Regions from separate parts of the Homo sapiens genome. Here region 2 is linked to region 1. A link is a contact called in ENCODE Hi-C data. All regions are on one chromosome and are shown on one strand. Each heading gives the region's core, a stretch centred on a gene start or an enhancer-like site at or near the end of the contact. The rest is flanking DNA. Distances are from core to core; before and after follow the strand shown. Region 1 overlaps MED12L (mediator complex subunit 12L). Region 2 holds the start of LINC02917 (long intergenic non-protein coding RNA 2917).

Region 1 (4,912 bases), core at 748-3,247:
CTAAAAAAAATTTAACTCTAAATTGTTAACCAAAATAGGTCTATTTGTAAGCTACATGTACCAGCAAAACTATGAGAACAGAACATCAGTGTAGCACCTGAAAAACCTGAATGAAGGGCTGCTGTGCTTTGCATTCCAACACATTTAGGAGACTAACTCCATGCATGCATTAATGAAATGTGCTATGAATACAGTGACCTAATTCCATTACAATAAGAGGTAACTCATAACCAGTGAGGTAATCTGCCTCTTTCCCCAGGCCTTCAGCAGAGCTATAATCTTAGCATTGTTGAAAAACACACATAAATTTACAAATACACATACACATAAAGTCAGGCTTAAACTGAGAAAGATTCTTAGATTATAGGTGATTCCAAAATAGAAGAGATCCTGTATCTTTCAAATAAACTTTCTATCAGATGGCTTTTGTGAAGACTATCTCTTTACCACAAAAATGCAGGAACTACATCAATATCTCTATATAATCAATCAGTTCAGTATAGCTTTTCAGAACTAAAGTGGCAAAATAAACCTTCAGATCTCAAATTCTTACAATTTCAGATGTGAGCTTTTAGAGGGAAAACTGGAGAGTGGAGGACAGATAGCAAAGATATTGATATTATAACTCTGTCATTTGAGAACCACCACTACCAAACACTAAGTCAAAAATTAATCATGAGCAACTGCATTTAGGGAGCCAGCATTTAACTGGCACTGATATTTCAAGATCCTGACCAGAGGGCAATAACAAGAGAGATGAAGCCCAGGGAGAGTTAAAGCATTGCCATGGCAGGGCAGGGCACACCGGCCTGCTCTTCCTGCTGACAGAGTTTCCCCCGGCGTGGTACAAATGACTCCCCACCCATGCCAAGATCCAATCCAGTGAACTGCAACAGCAGGCTGGCTCTGTGTGGACCACAAGGCTGGGTGTCCAAAGTAGCTGTTCAGTAGTCCTGGATGTTGTCCTCCCATAGCCCTTCTGGGGAGAGAGCAAATGTTTGGGCATCCAACACAACTGGGGTCAAGTCCCTATTCCACTACTCAGAAGCTTTTCGTAACACCAGAAACCTCAGTTTTTCCCCACCGAAAGCAGTTTTATAACACAATCAGTAGGGTTTTCACTTAAAGGCCCCAGTAGAGGGGCAGGCACAGAGAAAAGCTCCACTGTGACTATTAACACATTCTCAGGTGTGAACTAATCAACATGACCTCCTGTCACTACTTTTTTCTGGGTTGCTAAGAGGTATAAGAAAAACCATTTGAAAAGAAATGGTTAAGTGATGGTCAGTAATACAAGAAAAATCAGGCGTTTGCAGGGAGGAGAGACACAGAAGAAGGGAAAGATACATTTATAATCAAAGTAGAACAATTGGGGATCTATAGAGGTTAAGTATAGCCACATAAGATTAAATGATAAGCGGAATAATCATTGCCAAATCAACTGACTGTAGGACCCGGCAGGTAATGCTCCTGAAAGAGGTGGCCCAGGGATGTCAACGCGTATGCTGTGAGCCAGAGAACTGGAGAGAGCTCACTTCCCCATCAGGAAGAGGCAACTAATAGTGCTGGATTGTTCATGCTGGATGCTAGCAAATCTTCTCATCTTTCAAAATGGGTTCCAAATCTGGATTCTTATGTGAAATTTCCTGATGTTTTCAACATTGTTCAGGCCAAATAAAACTAGACCTCTAGTTTGGAAGATTAGCAGTTCCTTCACAAGCTTGATGGAGAAAACAGACTCCTACCTCTGCCCAATACTGCCCCCCTCCCACTTCCTGTCCTCTAAAATAACCCCCCAGAATCATTCTTCACTTTTACTCCACAACAGTATAATAGAACTGCAATTTCAGTTTCTATTGTATTTGATATGAATCCCAGCTCTACCCATTACTCACAGTGTGAGTCAGGGCAACTTAATTAAACTGTCTGAATCTCGTATCTTCCTACCTGGCGGGGGTGGAAATATATCTAGGTCCTAGGGTAGCTCTGAAGATTGCTTAAGGTATCAACCACCAAGTTCGGGGTCCAAAAGCAAGGAGAAACTGAGAATGTGTTAATCCTTTTCCACCAACCTCATTTTACAACCAACAACAAAGAAACATGGTTAGTAAAATAGCCAAAGGAAAATACCAATGGGTGGCTGGAAAAAAAACAGGTCTCTAAGCAGCGATACCATCTAACCTCAGGAATGACTGTGAAACCTAGGCCTACCACAAACATCACATTCTTGTGTGGTTTCATCAGCTCTCAGCTGAAGGAACAGTAGGTGGCAGGGCAGGATTCCCGCCCGGGATCCAGGTCCTGGAACCAAGCCCTTTACTACCACTGAAGCAATCTTCCTTGCAACACCCTGCAAGTGCTGGGACATGCAGACAATGCAGAGCCACTGTAGTAAAAGCACACAGGGAGCGCTGAAGCTGAGGCACTGATCATTCAGAAAGACAGCAGGCAGGTAAGGCTCTGAGACAATTTAAAGGAAGGGCAAGCTATTGGAGCAAAAGTATCAGTCAAATGACTCCTGAGAGGGCAGCTGAGGCCACCAGCCACACAGCCATCTCAGCATAAACAAGGTGCAAGGATCCACCCCCCTCAACCCCCTTGTCCAGCCTATGAAGTGCTAAATAAATTCAACTGTGTACCTATGATATACAGCAGGAACTAAAACGACTTCAGCTCCACCCTGCGCAAGTACACAGGCTGCTTTGTAAACGTTCATCATTTTAACCTCGCAGTCAACCTATAATGGATGAGTCTTCATACCCATTTTATACAGGCAGAAATGGAGGGTTAGAAGCTAAAACCAACAGAGCTGGGGCTGTAATTCAGAGAATGAGAGAATCAAATCCTTGCTCTATACACTCCACCACGGTGCCACCATACTTGGCTAGAGGTCAAGGCAGGATTTTTTTTTTTTTTAATCCAAGCTGGAAAAAAAATTTTTTTTTGAGACAGTCTCACTCTGTCGCCCAGGCTGGAGTGCAATGGCATGACCTCGGCTCACTGCAAGGTCTCCCGGGTTCAAGCGATTCTCCTGCCTCAGCCTCCCGAATAGCTGGGACCACAGGTGCACGCTGCCATGCCCAGCTAATTTTTGTATTTTTAGTAGAGACAGGGTTTCACCATGTTGGCCACGCTGGTCTCGAACTCCTGACCTCAGGTGATCCACCAGCCTCGGCCACCCAGTGCTGGGATTACAGGCATGAGCCACCGTGCCTGGCCAGAACATTTTTAAATGCCAGACATTGAATGATATGCTTAAGAAAACCCTCCATTAATCCTTTATCTATCTCCACCTCCCACCTTCTCTGTCTCCTTTCTGTCACAGGCATGTTCTTTTTTTGAAAGAGTTTTCTGAGATTGCTGCCTCCACTTCCTCACCTTACAATCATTACTCAACCCTCTGTCATTAGGCTTCTCTCCCCAAAACACCCTGGGCCCCCCAGCACGTGGAGCACTGGCAAAGATGAACAATGACCTTTTTGTTGCTGAATCCCATCCAGTGGCACTTTGCTGTCCTATGTCACTTGACTTCCCCCACAGGATAAAACTAGTCACAATTCCTCATTTCCTAAACTCTCTTTTTGGTTCACATGACATTATTATTATTATTTGGTAATCCTCCCAACTCTCTGGCCTCTCCTTCAGGCACTCCCCTCACCCTAAGACTGCTCCATTAAAAAGTCTACATTAGCTCTCTGCTATTCTCACTCCACTGTGTGGTTTTGGGTTTTTTGTTTGTTTGTTTGTTTTGAGACGGAGTCTCACCCTGTCATCCAGGCTGCAGTGCAGTGGCGTGATCTCAGCTCACTGCAACTTCCGCCTCCTGGGTTCAAGCAATTCTCCTACCTCAGCCTCCCCAGTAGCTGGGATTACAGGTGCACGCAACATCATCTGGCTAATTGTTGTATTTTTAGTAGAGATGGGGTTTCACCATGTTGGCCAGGCTTGTCTCAAACTCCTGACCTCAGGTAATCTACCCACCATGGCCTCCCAAAGTGCTGGGATTACAGGCGTGAGCCACCATGCATGGCCGACTGTGCAGTTTCATCTTGAACAATCTCATTCATTCCCACAGCTTCTTCTATCACCTATTTTCTATTGGCCTTAGATAGACATCACCAGCCAGGAGTACTTCTCCAAGCTCCAGACCTTTCTCTTTAATCATCTAGTAGACACCTCCACATGCATACTACACAGGCATCATGAAATCAACCAATCCAAAACTAAACTCCACTCTTCCCAGTACGTGTTTGTCCTTTCATGGGTCCTACATCAGCGAAAGAGACTAAAATCTATAGTCAAATACCTGGGAGGCCTCCAACAATCTTCTAACCCTTTTCACCAGCATCATTCAGCCACAGATTCTTTAAGATGCCTCATATTTTGTCATATATCTCCATCTCTACATGCTGTCACCAGTTCCTCAGTAGACTATTATACCTTATCTTTGGCTACACTCAGCATTTCCATGTGCTCCTTTCTGATTGGACCTTGGGCAAACCTGCCACAACCTGGGCATCATAGTTGTCATGGAACCTCTGTAATCCTTGCTTCCCCTCAGTTCGGGTACACCTCTGTATCTTCACAGCATCCCAAACCTCTCATTCGATATTGAAATGGTCTATTTCTGGATTCTCAACTAGACTCTAAACTTGAGGACAGAAATGTACCTTTCTCTTCTTTATAAACTCCAGGGCCTGAAATATGAGCAGACTCTTAGTAAACGACCTTATGAAAGAGATCAGGTTATGGCTGGTACTGAAGAAGTAGCAGAGATTCCCAAGGTAGGGAGAGAGGGGAGAAAGGAGGCCATTCACAGGGCAGGAATGGGTATGAAGAAAAGTAGGGAATTAAACTCAGGCATATGGCTGACAGTCTGCAGTTTGGTTAAACCAGAGAGTTCCAATAAGAG
Region 2 (4,912 bases), core at 1,614-4,113, 900 kb before region 1:
GCTTACTGCAACCTCCACCCCTCAAGTTCAAGCGATTCTCGTGCCTCAACCTCTGGAGTAGCTGGTATTACAGGCATGTGCCACCACACCCAGCTAATTTTTGTGTTCTCAGTAGAGATGGTGTTTCACCATGTTGGCCAGGATGGTTTCCATCTCCTGACCTCATGATCTGCCCGCCTCGACCTCCTAAAGTGTTGGGATTACAGGCGTGAGCCACTGTGGCCGGCTGAAATATAAGGTATTTTCTCAAGCATATTTATTGCCCTCCATCTGTCATCAGGAATGTTTACTTTATGCAAAAATATGGCATTAGTGTGATTTTGACAGGGAATGGTACTCATTTTAAAGATTTGTTGACACAATAGATAATGAGAATCAAGTATTTTTATAAGTTATCTACAAAGCTATCTAATTTTTTAATAGAAGTAGTATTTTACTAAGTAAATTTATACTTCTAGCACTTGATAAATTAACAAATATATGTTTTAAATTTTCTAGGAAGAGCCTATTTACTGTCTACCAGTAAACAGTATCTAAAGGGACTTTGTTGGAGGGATACAACTATCTATATTTCCTCTTTTTTTCTTCTACCCTTCACTCCCTTTTCCCATTTCCTGTATTTTTGTGGCCTCAATTTCCTTTTGGCCAAATTGCTGATCAGTTAATTGGAATCTAACATTTTTTGACTATCTAATGTACAAACATGGTCTTATTTAATGTTCACAATTAGCACCCCAAACTTAAAAAAAAAACAGTCAGTCACTTGTTCAAAGTGACTTAATTGGTAAGAATGGTAGAGAATTTTTATTTTCACTGAAATAATCAGTCTTAAGAAAGTAAAAACCTATTGGACGACCATAATTCTGTACACTATCTCAAGTTGTTTTCAAAGGATCTGGGTAGGGGAAAGATAGGCAAGAGCTAAAATGAGAGCTGTTTTAGGCACAAACTGATTTAAATAAACTTATTCTGCCAATTTAACAGAGAATACAACATACTTGTGACATTTGCCTGGCATGTTTTAGAAACAACAAAGAAAAAAATAGTGTGTTTGAGCAGATGTAGAATATTGAGCATTCAGGGTGCTATGTAAGGACTAGAGAGGCAGTTTGAGGTTGTATGTTAAAGGACTTTTTAGACCAAGTAGAAGAGGCTAAAATGTGTCCCATTTGTATCAGAGAGCCAATGGAAACTTTTAAGATGCGGAGAGTCATGATCTGATTTGTTGAAAATAGAACTGATTATAGATCATCTGAAACTAATTTGGCATTAGTCAATATTTTGTTGAAGGGAAAATTCATCCTCTTATCCATAGAGTCCTTAAACTGTAGACATCTGTGTCTACTCTGCCCTCCTCCAATCACTGTCTATATCTTTGGTACCAAATCCTATCCAGTTTACTCTACATCATCTCTTGCAATTTTATTTTCCATTCTTTCCCTTATCCATGTCCAGATTCACACATCTTCTATTTGCTCATGCCTGGACTTTTGAAGCACATCATGTATTAGGGGGCCAGACACCAGCTTCTCTCCTTTTACCAATATATTCCTCATAGTGTTGGAATTATGGAATCTCTGCAAAGAATAAAGAAACATGCCAAATACTTCCTCTAGTTTCACCTGATAAGAACCATGCAATGCCTACTATTTGGTGTAATTAATTTTTTATTGTTTTGCTTGTGCAAATAACCTTTAGAACTAGAGAACTCCTGAAGCACAAAGTACTCTGTAATAAATGATAATCACCAAATGTTAGGGTAGAGGCTATCTAAGTGAGCATCTCCCCTGAGCCCCTGGGCTCTGAAAAGTTATCAGACAGATAGCCAGGCCGACCCTTGCCTTCACGCAGGGCAGAAAGGCCGAAGCAGCCTGATGGCAAGTGCCCTTATGGCACTTACCATGTCCAAGATAGAAGTTGTAAAATGGTGGCCAATGGGCTGAATTGGCTTAAAGCTATATATTTTTAAATGGCATCATTTAAATAAATATTTATAATTTGAGAGAATTCACATAAAAATTCACATTTATGCCTTCTGTTGAAAATACAGAAGATCTGTCCAAGCAAGATCAGAAATCAGATGGGCCTATGTAGAGGAGGGGCACAATCTTGAAAAGGTGCCACCTTTTACTGTTTCCACATCATATTTGTGACTTCTATTCCTTAACACTCTGGGCCTGGGGGAAGAGGAGGGAGAGAAGATGGGGAGTACCGAGAGTGCCTGGGATTGAATTTCCTGTCATCCCAATGGGAAGATGTCTCAGAGTTAGAATTACACTTTTAAATCGTGATCGTAAAAGAAAATGAAATTTCTTGAACCCACGAGTGTATAGATTTGTATCAGCTAGGTGTAATGTCAATAATTTATTGGTTGAGTTTTAAAACAACCCCTCAGTTTCTTCCTATTTCTTATTTTCTCATCCTTTTAAGAATAGAGAGCATCAGATATATCCATAGACACAGTGAAGAATGAGCAGGTAATAGATAAGGAAATGGGTGGTCTTCAATATAGAAGTTCCAAGCAGCAAATTAAGTTGGGGAATGTTATGGGTAGAAAACCAAGGAAAGAAAAAAATAAGTTTATAGGCAAATTAGATTAACAGACTATTCCTGTTGTGACGAGAAGTTAATAAGAACTGAGAGCAAGAGCTTTTGCCTCTTCAGATATTTAAAGACAACCAGAAAACATCACAGCCTAGGGCTGGAGAGCATATAAAAGATAAGTTTAGAGAAGTCCTCAAACCGATAAAATAACAACTTACTTCCCCAAATATGCTAAGGGTGTTTGTCTGTGGTTAGTCAAACCATTAAAATGGGGAAGGAGGAGGGGTCAGAATTTTCTCTTCTAGGTTCAGAAGAGCCACATTTTGCCGTTCCGACTCTAAAGCAACTACATTTCTCTACAGAGCACAGAACTGTATGTAAATTCATCCATTGTAAATCTAATCTGCAAACATGTATTAGATCAGTATTTGGAGACAGAGAAGCCAACTGGTTCTTAACATTACATTGTATAGCTTCTATTAACATGTATCTCAGGGACTCATTTGGGTGATATTTGCATTGCCTAGGCTGTGGACAAACCACCAGGTAGCCTGAAAAGGACTTACTCTAGGGAAGAAACAGTGTGAAAAATAGTGTGGGGGTATACTTGTTGAAGTGTGAGTGAGGGAGGATAGTGGAGGAAAGGAGAAAGGAGGCATTGGTAGACTCATTTAAGACAAAAAATGGGCATTTCGGTTTCTTAAAAGCCACTTTTTTTTCAATTTAAAACTGTTTTGGGACTAAAGCCTCAGCCATATAAATTATTCTTACCAGGAAAAAAATTCTCTGAAGGAAAAAAAAAGCTAAACATGTATCTTGGCAAGGGGTTTCATATTTGAATTTAAATTTAAAGATAAATTTGTTTTTAAGAAAGCATAAAAAAGCAATTTCAGAAAAAAATCAGAAAAGCTTAGTTTTCTTTTTATTAAAAAAGAAACACAGAGAAATAAATTGATTTAGTTTCTTGTTATGTTCCCTTGGATATGACATAAATTGAAAATTGTAATTAGAAAAGAAATGAAAAATAATTCAATAAAGCTTTCACAATTATTCCTGAAAGAGCCATAAATGCAGTATATAATGACATAATACAGTAGTCAAGATAGTCATTGTTTAAGGTGAACTGAAATGTGCATTATTACATCAACAAAAAGATCCCACAGCTGACACTAATCTTTAGCGTTCTGCCAAAGTGGCATTTTATCCAAACTTTCTGTATTGACCTCACAATTCCACATACATACCTGTAATTCAAAACTTACTCATTTTTTCAAAACATGTGTAATCTGTATATGCAGATATGTGTACTTCAAAGGGTTAAGCTACCCAAGCCATAGTCAATGAATCACTTTTAAAAAGAGCAATAACTCACTGTAAGAATCACGTAATTTCTTACTGTAGGTGTGCTTTAACTAACTTTCACACACTCATGTTTGCTTTAAAGAATTCAGAATTTATGAAATAAATGACACAGTTTTTAAAAATCTTTTGAAGCCAGCAACTGGAAAAATAAGTGAATTATTTCAAAGATATTATTACTATACTTGAAAATATCATTTCAAAAATCCTAGTTCTTATTAGGGAGTAAAAAATGGACTACTGCATTTCAACCTAAAGCTACGTTTTAAAATGCTCCATATCTTTGTATGCAATATATTTTCTAAATGTAAGTAATTAGCTGTCTGTTCTTGAAATAATTTTTGGTTAAACAAAAGTTTCAACTCCTATAAGGCATAGTTAATAGCATGGTAATTACAACATTTTTATAATAACTTACAATCTTCTGAGATGTTTCACAATTCCTTCAGTTAGGGCTGGCAAATATGATTTCTGTTACTATTCTATTTTAGCTTTTCAGTAAGTGCCAGCAAGAGAAATTATATTCCTTTCCTTTTATGGCTTTCTGTGAGGCCCTGACTTGTAGAGAAGGCATTTGTGAGGTTGCTAACATTAAAGTTAATGTTAAACAGCTTATATTTTAACTAGAGATACTTCGCAGTTGGGATATATGCACATTTTGATTCTTTGCCACAGATGTAGTTGAAAATAGTAAATACTTTCTTCTCATTTATTTATTTTTACTCCTGAAATCAGGTGGCCTCTTAAAAATCTTCAGAAAAGTCAGCTCGTTTGAAAAGGAGACCAGGAAATATTGATTGATATAAAAATGAAAGTTCAAGCAGTCGACACTTTTTGTTTTAAATAATGTAGAAGCTAAAAAATAAAATAAATTCACTTTGCCAAAATGCAAGGCATTTTAGGCTCTTATGAAGAAAAAAGTGAATACTAACATGATACTCAGCAAACTGGTTAAAAAAAAGTGGGAAGGGAAGGTTTTTGTTAGAGGACATGTTAGTTTGCTATTAAA

The links. Hi-C counts contacts between places; a loop is a spot of excess contacts on that map. Pooled maps may share reads with other maps.
Region 2: a loop to region 1 is called in a pooled map, with 4 times the contacts of the local background. The contact joins the promoter of LINC02917 here to the enhancer-like site in region 1. A Hi-C loop is called at or near these places in 5 of 50 pooled maps.

Annotation. Positions count from the first base shown.
Region 1 is chr3:151,302,601-151,307,512 of GRCh38, reverse strand. All of the region lies in intron 16 of MED12L (mediator complex subunit 12L), which reads right to left. All of the region lies in intron 1 of GPR87 (G protein-coupled receptor 87), which reads left to right. Among named protein-coding and RNA genes, the nearest start is that of GPR87, 12 kb to the left of the region's middle. Within about 2 kb of position 1,997, at least 8 of the 41 ENCODE cell types and tissues checked have a DNase peak (open chromatin) inside an H3K27ac peak, as active enhancers do.
Region 2 is chr3:152,203,378-152,208,289 of GRCh38, reverse strand. It overlaps LINC02917 (long intergenic non-protein coding RNA 2917), which reads left to right and starts at 2,863. Exons shown (of 3, transcript NR_186000.1): 1 at 2,863-2,917. LOC101928166 (a long non-coding RNA gene) reads left to right here and starts at 2,861. Exons shown (of 3, transcript NR_136178.1): 1 at 2,861-2,917.